Regions from separate parts of the Homo sapiens genome. Here region 2 is linked to region 1. Evidence: read pairs that join two places in POLR2A ChIA-PET (ENCODE). Cell type or tissue: HepG2. All regions are shown on one strand. Each heading gives the region's core, and the rest is flanking DNA. Links, peaks and the distances in the headings are about the cores only. Region 1 overlaps LINC01376 (long intergenic non-protein coding RNA 1376). Region 2 has its middle 110 kb from the start of LINC01376.

Region 1 (5,379 bases), core at 220-5,219:
GGGTAGTGCATATTGACCATAAATCCACCATATCCCCCATAGATGAAACCTATAGTGAAAGCCTCATTGGAGGTGGAACAAACAATGAAGTTGTCCCACTGCACATCAGGTTTCTTTCCACTTGGGAGAAGGGCTTGTAGGGGACATAAAGCCCATTTTTTGAGGATGTTCTCACCAGGAAAAAAATCTCCAGTCTCTAAATATGGGATTGGTTTTCTTTAAAAATAAAAAAAATGCTCAATAAGAAACTTAAAAACTGTAAAATGATATTCATTTTCATGCTAATCAGCAGACCAATTTTTCTTTACATATTGTCTTTTATCCTTATACTATACTGCTCTGAGTTATACGTTATAATTTCAATTTTCCATATGATGAAAATATAGATGCATAGAAGTTTAGTGATTTGCCCAGATTTGCACATCTGATAGGCAGCACAGGTCAGACTCAAATATGTGCCATGACCCCAAATCTCATGAATGAAAGTAAACTGAGACCTTCCATGTGGTCAAAAGTCAGGAGCCGGTAAAGGAGGGAGATGGACTCTTCCAGAGGGTTTGTAAGATTGTTCTGAAGATGACATAATAACTGCCGACATGGACCATGAAGCTGAGGGTGACACCCTGAGCTGCTTTCTTTTGGGTCTCCAAGAAAGCCTTCATGGAGTGGAGCCACCACACTAGCCCAGGACAGCTACAGCTGTTTTTCAACATGAGCAGAAAGAGAAATTTTTATCAGGTTTAAGCCACTGTTATTTTGGGTTTATGTTATTCACAGTGAATCTAATCCTAACTGATACAACCACTATCCTGCAAAAACGGTGGCAAAAAATATATATCACATATCCATCACATAAATCCACTTTTATAAGGAAATGAAGTCAAATTATTACCCCCAATAAAAAGGTGTTTCGCAACATGACCCAGGAAAGTAGAAGTAACATTTGTTCACTATTTTTCCCCGTCTCACAGCTCTCCTGGCCTCAGCGGATAAGTATATGAGAGCACAGTTTTCCTGGTGTCAGGATATGAAGATCCAGGGAACAAAGAACCTCAAAGAACAACACCTGGATTGTCAAGGTTTGGCCAGCAGTGCACTTTCTCCAACCTTACAGTCATACGCAAGGTGAAAAACTCTCTTGTTTTCTCTTTTCCTAAGTTTTCTAAAAGAAGAAAGAAAAGGGACAAAGACAGATAAGTGGAATTTAAGAAAAATGAAATATAAACAAACTACACTTTTCCCTGAACAGAAAAGCTCAATTAAGCAAAGACAGACAGAAGAGACATGTAGGATGCTAATTTGAACCATAGCCCCATGTCTAATGCTTTTAGCCAAGGAAAGAAGAGAAAAGCAAAAAAGAAATCTGAGTCAGAGGGAAGATGTCATGGTGAGTTTCAATGGGAAGAATTCCTTATTAATTCTAAAGAACACAAGGCAACATGGATTTAATTATACAAGTCAACCCACCCACATTCCTCCGCTGCCTTTCACACACATGGGCTTCTGAGGATGATGAAAGGTGGGTAGGGAGAAAGGGAAAAGGAAGCAGAGCACAGGATGGCTAGGGCCACTGAGAAGACAGCTCTACCCTAGAGCTCTGTGGCTGTGGCTTCACCCTTTCTAAACATGAGCGCCGCGTTGCCCAACTCCAGTTGCTGCAATAGCACCTGACCATGGCCTAGCAAATTCATTCACCTTGGGTCCGGGACACTTCTATGTTGTTCTATTTACTGTGAGGGGAATTTCTTAAGCCTTTGAGAAATGGAGAGGAGGATAGATAGGAGCTCAAAAAAAATCTCTCAGCTGCTTTTAATTTCCTATGGGAAACACAATGCAATCTCACCAAGTTTTTCACTAAGAGCAAGTCTCCATTAAAACTCCAAAGAGTTTAAATGTATTAGAAATTTGAAACACTGCTCAGGTTTTCCTGAAGTTTCCTTGGGACTTTTAACCTATACTCTCATCAATACCCCAATCTCTGCACCAGCAAAATCATTAAAAATGTCCCATAACCAAGACCCCATTGTTTCTTCCTGCTTTTTCTTTCACTTTCAGACAATACCTGTGAGAGTCCTAGCTGAGAGAGGCCCACTGACCGTTCTATGCTTTAGCTAACTATCTCTGGACAGTTTTAGACTTTTAAACTGAGGACATCCCACTTGGATAGAAAGCCGTGATGGAACTATGAAGTCACAGGGCATCAGCATGAGGGTTCAGTTGCCGATAACAAAACAAACAAACACCCACTCTAGCTGTCTCAAGCAAAAGGAATGTGATGCAGGGAACTGTGTGCTTAGAAAACCTTTGAAAGGCTTTAGGCAGACTTCCATGAAAGACTCTCAGAACAGCACCACCGAACTGGTCTGTCAAAGTAGCTACTTCATCTCAACCAATTTTTGAAAGGTGATTTTCAAAAATTTTTCAATGACTCATTTTTAAAAACTAAAATTATTTTGAGATAATTTTAGATTTTCATGCAAGTAAGTATTTAAGAAATAATATGGATTGCTGGCAAGATGGCCGAATAGGAACAGGTCCACTCTGCACCTCCCAGTGAGATCAACACAGAAGGCAGATGATTTCTGCATTTCCAACTGAGGTAACCAGTTCATCTCATTGGGACTGGTTGGACAGTGGATGTAGCCCATGGAGGGTGAGCTAAAGCAGGGCGGGGCGTTGCCTTACCTTGGAAGCACAAGGGGTTGGGGAGTTCTCTCCCCTACCCAAGGGAAGCTGTGAGGGACTGTGCCTGAGGAATGGAGCACTCTGGCCCAGATACTGCACTTTTCCCATAGTCTTCGCAACCCGCAGACCAGGAGATTCCCTCTGGTGTCTACACCACCAGAGCCCTGGGTTTCAAGCACAAAACTGGGCAACTGTTCTGGGCAGACACTGAACTAGCTGCAGGAGGTTTTTGTTTTTTTTTTTTCCCCATACCCCAGTGGTGCCTGGAATGTCAGAAAGACAGAATAGTTCACTCCCCTGGAAAGGGGGCTGAAGCCAGGGAGCCAAGTGGTCTGGTTTGGCAGGTCCCACCCCCACAGAGCCCAGCAAACTAAGATCCACTGACTTGAAATTCTCGTAGCCAGCACAACAGTCTGAGCTCGACCTGGGACACTCCAGCTTGGTGTGGGGAGGGGTGTCCGCCATTGCTGAGGCTTGAGTAGGTGGTTTTACTCTCATAGTGTAAACAAAGACAACTGGAAGTTTGAACTGGGCGGAGCCCACTGCAGCTCAGCAAGGCCACTGCCGCCAGACTGCCTCTCTGGGCAGGGCATCTCTGAAAAAACGGCAGCATCCCCAGACAGGGACTTATAGATAAAACCCCCATCTCCCTGGGACAGAGCTCCTGGGAGAAGGGGCAGCTGTGGGTGCAGCTTCAGCAGACTTAAATGTTTCTGCCTGCTGGCTCTGAAGAGAGCATGGATCTCCCAGCACAGCTTTTGAGCTCTGCTAAGGGTCAGACTGCCTCCTCAAGTGGGTCCCTGACCCCCGTGTATCCTATCTGGGGGACAACTCCCAGTAGGGGCTGACAGACACCTCATACAGGAGAGCTCTGGCTGACATCTGGCAGGTGCCCCTCTGGGACAAAGCTTTCAGAGGAAAGAACAGGCAACAATCTTTGCTATTCTGCAGCCTCTGCTTGTGACACCCAGGCAAACAGGGTCTGGAGTGGACCTCCAGAAAACTGCAGCAGACTTGCAGCAGAGGGGCCTGACTGTTAGAGACCCCATACAAAGGTCGCCAACATCAAAGACCAAAGGTAGATAAATCCACGAAGATGGGGAGAAACCAGCACCAAAAGGCTGAAAATTCCAAAAACCAGCTTCTCCTCCAAAGGATCACAACTCCTCGCCAGCAAGGGAACAAAACTGGACAGAGAATGAGTTTGATGAGTTGACAGAAGTAGGTTTCAGAAGGTGGGTAATAACAAACTCTTCCGAGTTAAAGGAGCATGTTCTAACCCAATGCAAGGAAGCTAAGAACCCTGAAAAAAGGTCAGATGAATTGCTAAGTAGAATAACCGGTTTAGAGAAGAACGTAAATGACCTGATGGAGCTGAAAAACAAAGCACAAGAACTTCGTGAAGCATTCACAAGTATCAATAGCTAAATCGATCAGGCAGAAGAAAGGATAAAAGAGATTGAAGAACAACTTAATGAAATAAAGCAAGAAGACAAGATTAGAGAAAAAAGAATGAAAAGCAATGAACAAAGGCTCCAAGAAATATGGGACTATGTGAAAAGACCAAATCTACTTTTGATTGGTGTACCTGAAAGTGACAGGGAGAATGGAACCAGGTTGGAAAACACTCTTCATGATATTATCCAGGAAAACTTCCCCAACCCAGTAGGATAGGCCAACATTCAAATTCAGGAAATAGAGAGAACACTACAAAGATACTCCTCGATAAGAGCAACCCCAAGACACATAATTGTCAGATTCACCAAGGTTGAAATGAAGGGAAAAAATGTTAAGGGCAGCCAGAGAGAAACATCGGATTACCCACAAAGGGAAGCCCATCAGACTAACAGCGGATCTCTCAGCAGAAACCCTACAAGCCAGAAGAGAGTGGGGGCCAATATTCAACATTCTTAAAGAAAAGAATTTTCAAACCAGAATTTCATATCCAGCCAAACTAAGCTTCAGAAGTGAAAGAGAAATAAAATCCTTTATAGACAAGCAAATGCTGAGAGATGTTTGTCACTACAAGGCCTGCCTTACAAGAGCTCCTGAAGGAAGCACTAAACATAGAAAGGAACAACCAATACCAACCACTGCAAAAACATGCCAAATTGTAAAGAAATTGCATAACTAATGGACAAAATAACCAGCTAGCATAATAATGATAGGATCAAATTCAGAAATAACAATATTAACATTAAATTTAAATGGGCTAAATGCCCCCAGTTAAAAGACACAGACTGGCAAATTGGATAAAGAGTCAAGATCCATTGGTGTGCTGTATTCAGGAGGCCCATCTCACATGCAAAGATACACATAGGCTCAAAATAAAGGGATGGAGGAATATTTACCAAGCAAGTGGAAAGCAAAACAAACAAACAAACAAAACAAACAAACAAAAACAGGAGTTGCAATCCTGGTCTCTGATAAAACAGACTTTAAACAAACAAAGATCGAAAGAGACAAAGAAGGGCATTATGTAATGGTAAAGGGATCAACGCAATAAGAAGAGCTAACTATCCTAAATATACATGCACCCAATACAGGAGCACCCAGATTCATAAAGCAAGTTATTAGAGACTTACAAAGAGACTTAGACTCCCACACAATAATAATGGGAGACTTTAACACTTCTGTCAATATTAGACAGATCAATGAGACAGGAAATTAACAAGGATATTCAGGACTTGAACT
Region 2 (5,379 bases), core at 90-5,089, 120 kb before region 1:
CTCCACACCACTTTCCACTGGATCATGCAGAGCCCATTCCACATTCCCCTGCCTGAATTCCAGACTTAGTTCCTGATCTCTCTGTACTTATCCAAAAATACATTAATGTGCTCAGCTAAACAATGGTGAGTGTTATGCTTTTTCTCCTTCCCAATCAATCTCCAGGGAAAAGAACGAGGGCAGAGGGTTATTGCTTCCATGATATGGAATATGCCACCCTTCCTTCAGGGAAAATCATTATCTCTTCAGCACTGGGAGATGAATGGATCTTGGATGTTCATTCTGGAATAGTATCTGAAGATGGCCAAATCATATATGATAATTCTTCATTTCTAATTAGAGTAACCCTTCCTGATCTTTAAGCCTTAATTCCAGAGAAGGGTGTGTGTGTGTGTGTGTGTGTGTGTGTGTGTGTGTGTGTGTGTGTGAAAAGCAGGATTAAAGAAAGGAGGAGGCCAAAAGTGAGCTGACCATGAGACATTATAGAGTTATGATTATGACGTTTGGAGATGAACTTTCTGGCAATCACAGAAGCAAGGAAAACCTGGTGAGCTTCATCAACAGAACAGAGAAAATGCACTCATTCCTCAACAGATACACATTTTCTGAAATGTAATTGTAAAAATAACTTGCAATCAGATATGGTTGCATTTATTCTTGACAATAGTTTTACAACAAATTTTGAGCAGTTTCCATACAGCATCTGTTTTACTGACCCCCTCAGAAAAGCCAAAGAGATGGCATCATAGTATATCTTTGTGAAAGGCATACTGCTGTGGGTAAGGTAATTGGTTCAAGAAGTCTTCTAGTGACACCAAAGAAGGTGTAAATGGATTCAGAATTTGGTATCACTGAGACACTTCCCTCAGACAGAGGCTTGTGTACACAGGAATCTAAGTCTATTTGCTACAACATATGTTTGACCCTAACATGAGTCTGACTTGTATCTTATTTCATAGAGTTAAAATTCTTGGGAATTTAAATGATTCAGCCAAACTTATTCAGTTTCAGAATTCTGAGATTCTGAAGATTGTATAATATGTGGCAAGTTCTTGGTTAGACATTTCAATAACTGAACTTTTTGTTCTAACACTGATATCCTTTAGGGCTCCAGTAGGAAAAATTTAGGACTGGAGGAAACTAACATGCATGCAACAGGAATTACTCAGTAGGTGGAATCAGTCCTGTTAGCCCTATCTGTGCAGCCTCCAGTGGAAGACCCCTGTTTCTGTGTAGCTCAAGGCTGCGCTCAAGTTGGAGAGAAGATGATATAGGAGCATAACCAGCAAGCTCGGTGGGCTTGCAGGGACCCTGGGGAGCTCCTGATGGGAGCCGGCTGCCTCCGCGCTTACACAGCTGTAAGGCTCTTCATGTTCTTGGGCTGGCCTAGCACATGTGTGGCTTCAAAATGTTCAAACCTCAGGCCTCAAATAATCTTTTGTTCTGTTTTCCTGCTTTGTATGTTTGACTCAGTAGCTTTGTTTATTTTCATAAAGTATTTCCTTTTGGTTTGTGTTTCTTGGCATGGCCCAGTTTGGGATTTTCTACATGCAATCTTCTTGGGACCCCTTGCCATTCATAATGCCACACCTCCAGGAGGTCTGCAAGCTTTCAGATGATTTCCACTTCCTAAGGCTTGGGAGAGCACTAAGGACCATGATGCCTTCTCTTTTTGTACCTGAGGGGTGAGGGCTGTAGGGAACACAACTGTGTAGGGTCTGGAGCTTCCTCATTTACAGTGCAAGAGATGTACTCAAGCCAAAGAAATCTCATATTCTCATCTTCCAGCTGAACTTTTTTATCACTGATATTGGCAGTACTGACTCTTTGAAATTACAAGTTTTTTGACCTTATCTTTGGGGTCCTGCAACTAGTGGGTTCTTTAAAAGAAAGCCAGGCAGAAAGATAAGCTCTCACCAGCAGCCCCAAGTCCCAGAGAAAGCCTCAGCCTTTCTTTACATAGATCTACCAGCTTTTTTTCCCTTCCCCTGAGGAAAGACATAAAACCCTTTCCCCAAGATTGTCAACATTCCAAAGCAACTAGTCCTGCAGGTTCCCTGTGTGCAAATGGCCATTGCCCTTCTCTGGAGCTGAGCTCCAGGGTGGAAGCTCTTGGCTCCCTGAGCATCCCCTTCAAAGAGGAAAATACCAGTGCCTCCTGAACCAACAATGAGATATGTTTGACTAGTGGTGATGAAATGTCTTCTATAAACACTCCCTACCTTACCCACCTCCCCTTTCTAGGACTGATTCACCACTGAAATATTCGTGTCACCCAAGTTCAAGTACATGAAACCAAACCCTTTGGTGTCAGTTGTTCTTAAGTGCTGTAGAAAGCCACACAAACTTCACTGGCTAGGGAGGTAATTAAGCCAAAGCCAGCTGCTGGCCTCCAACAGGCCTTCGAGAACTACAAATGAGACCTGGGCCTGGGGCTTTCTGGGTCAGATCAATAGTGCCTGCTGGGAATCCATGTTGCACAGTGAATTACCCCCAAAAGTTCCTGGCCTTGCCCAGCCAGAATACATACTTTCAGCACAAGAAGAGATAGGACCAAGGCACCAACTAATGTGATTTTTGTCTTCTACCATCAGCAGACTATGTAATCTCATTATCTCAGGACCCTCTCCCTCAGAGCTTGGGATCCGAAATGAAGTTTAATTTTAAATTCTTATGTGAGTACAAGGCTTTTTTTTTTTTTTTTTTTTGACAAAGTCTCGCTCTGTTGCCAGGCTGGAGTGCAGTGGCAGGATCTTGGCTCACGGCAACCTCCGCCTCCTGGGTTCAAGCGGGCAACCTCTGCCTCCTGGGTTCAAGCGATTCTCCTGCCTCAGCCTCCTGAGTAGCTGGGACTACAGGCACACACCACCACGCCCAGCTAATTTTTGTATTTTTAGTAAAGATGTGGTTTCACCATGTTGGACAGGATGGTCTTGATCTCCTGACATCGTGATCTGCCTGCCTCGGCCTCCCAAAGTGCTGGGATTATAAGCATGAACCACCTCACCCAGCCTGAGTACAGAGCTTTTTACATATATTTTTAGAATAAAAATGACTGTAATGGGACTAGACTAATTATTTCCTTAGGGGAAATATATACATATATATATATACGTATATATATATGTGTATATATATACGTATATATATATATGTGTGTGTATATATATATGTATACATATATATATATATGAAGCACCCAATTTTTCTATATATTACAGGGGGCATTTTCAGCAGGAAGAGTGCCAGTATAAATCAAAACTCCCCTGGTTATGGAGAACACTGAACCCAAGCAAATTCTCCTGGGAGTCCCTAGTCATTGGGAAAGACACTATCCCTGAAGCAGGAGGAGTGATGACCCCCTTTCACAAACCTTAAATTTTATTTTCCCCTGAACACTATGTTAGATAAATCTTTACCTTCTCAGGAAAGTCTGTAGAAGTTCAGGTTATTTATGATCTAGCTACAGTATATTGTTTTTATTATTATAGTACTGAATGCTGCTGCAACTATATGTATTGAGCTGTTATTCTACCACAGATGTTATGCAACATAGACACTTTTAGGTGTAAATAAGCAAATTGGCATTTTCCAAGCTAGCGTTTTGAACCCTATTCTCAGGATGTCAATTAGGGTAATATGAAACAAAAACTTGTTATGTATTAAAATTGTTAGTAACAGCTGATGACAAGAACTTTAAAAGGTTTCTTTACCTTAGAATCTTCAATAACTGAGTGTGCATTGCAAATCTCCACCAGGGAGCCTTAGTGTGCTATATTTTCCAAATTTATTCTACAAAGTAACTTTATTTTTTCTTTTTTCAGGACTATTAACAACTCCTGAAATACTAAGCTATAGAACACAGTTTAGCAAAGTGGGTTAAGAAGAATTTCCTGTGATATAACTAAGCTAATTCAGCCAGTGTAGTTTAGCCTAGAAGGGGCTAGAAGATTGATAGAAGAAATCCGTATTTTAAAAATAATATTATTTATGGCCACTAAATAGAACATTTTAAAAACAGTGTCTTAAAAGAATTAATTTGTATGGACTGTCTAAGTAGCAAACAAGCAAACAAACAAACAAACAAACAAACACACACTCTGGCTATAGAACACTATTTTACTGGGCTTAATGTTGCTTGTGTGTGGCCCATGTCACCTTATGCCCTTTGGATTAGAAATACTTGTGTGGCTGACCTGGGAGATGGATCATCGAATATAAATTTACATGTGTAAGAACATCTGCTCTGAATTGTAAGGAGCTCACTTACAATTTCACCTTGGAAATATGACTTATTTGTAAGATGGCACTACCTGTAATGGAAAGCTAAACTTCCTACATCATGGGTGTGTAAGCAGATGTGTTCTCATTTAAGCTTTGCATTCCTTATCTACATTGGTCTAAATTAGTGAGGTGAGCCTATCCCCAGAGCTGACATGTGAATACAATGTGAGGAGAAAAACACTCCTTCTTCAGTGTTTCAGCCCTGTTTGCAGTTCCAATCACACCTTCTCATGTTACTGGTAAATCAGTCAAGCTCCTGGCCTGAGTTTGCAGCTCAGAGAAAGGCAACTTGTCCCTTGCTGAGCTAAGGGGCAGCCTCCAGGCTCCTTTTAATCTGATTGTTTTAATTCGATTTAATCTGCCCAGTAAATATTTTTCTTCAGCTGCAGAAAAGTGTAAATCAACCAAGTAGTTCATAATCTATGTACACAGTTAACAGAACTCACGCTGGCTGATGCAATGGGAGTTGATTTGCGTTTGCTTTTGCCAGGCAATCACCACAGTTCCCCACGGGGTAAGCATTTCATATGATGGTAATAACAGAAGCAGTACCTCACCCCATTATTAACTCCAATTCACTGATCAGTTACTATGTACTTGTAGCTTTCCGTTACCTTCATTATACTTGGGAAAGTAGGCATCGTTATCCCCATTTTACAGATGAGTTAAACGAGGTGCAGAAAGATTGAATGATGTGCCCAAGGTCTCCCCTAAGAGTTGGTGAAGCCAGCATTCAAACTCCAAGTATGCTCGATGCCAATACCTTTGCTCTTGCTGTTATACTACCACCATTCTGTCTATATAAAATGACACACACACAATTTTAACCTGTTCAGTTCTATGAGCTAACATCCTTGAGCTGACTCAATAGACTTGGCTGGGATTTGTTTTTTTAATGCCAAGCATCTGAGAATCAAGATCAAATTGGACCTTTCAAATTTCTTCCAAAATTCCCATGGAGACACAGACGACGATAATTCAAACATCTACTAACATTTAGTACTAACATCTAAATTTTATCCAGAACCTGGAGGCACTTGTGCAACTGCAAGACCATGAGCCTGTATAGAAGAACATCATCTGAGGCCTGCTTCT

Evidence for each region. Peaks named below come from ENCODE experiments on the same cell type or tissue, not always from the same donor. Only the 100,000 strongest peaks of a DNase experiment are listed, where the experiment ranks them.
Region 2: POLR2A ChIA-PET joins it to region 1 with 27 read pairs; 2 of 35 experiments call an interaction of 5 or more read pairs at or near these places.

The regions. Positions count from the first base shown.
Region 1 is chr2:19,018,080-19,023,458 of GRCh38, reverse strand. LINC01376 (long intergenic non-protein coding RNA 1376) reads left to right here. Exons shown (of 4, transcript NR_135287.1): 2 at 972-1,125. The region is part of intron 5 of LOC105373456 (a long non-coding RNA gene); the gene reads right to left. Among named protein-coding and RNA genes, the nearest start is that of LINC01376, 6.2 kb to the left of the region's middle. In HepG2, for the core only: no CTCF peak of the experiment used is centred there; DNase peaks (open chromatin) are centred at 1,638, 2,248 and 3,208; H3K4me3 peaks cover 1,860 bases.
Region 2 is chr2:19,137,765-19,143,143 of GRCh38, reverse strand. No RefSeq gene overlaps it. Among named protein-coding and RNA genes, the nearest start is that of LINC01376, 110 kb to the right of the region's middle. In HepG2, for the core only: no CTCF peak of the experiment used is centred there; a DNase peak (open chromatin) is centred at 2,213.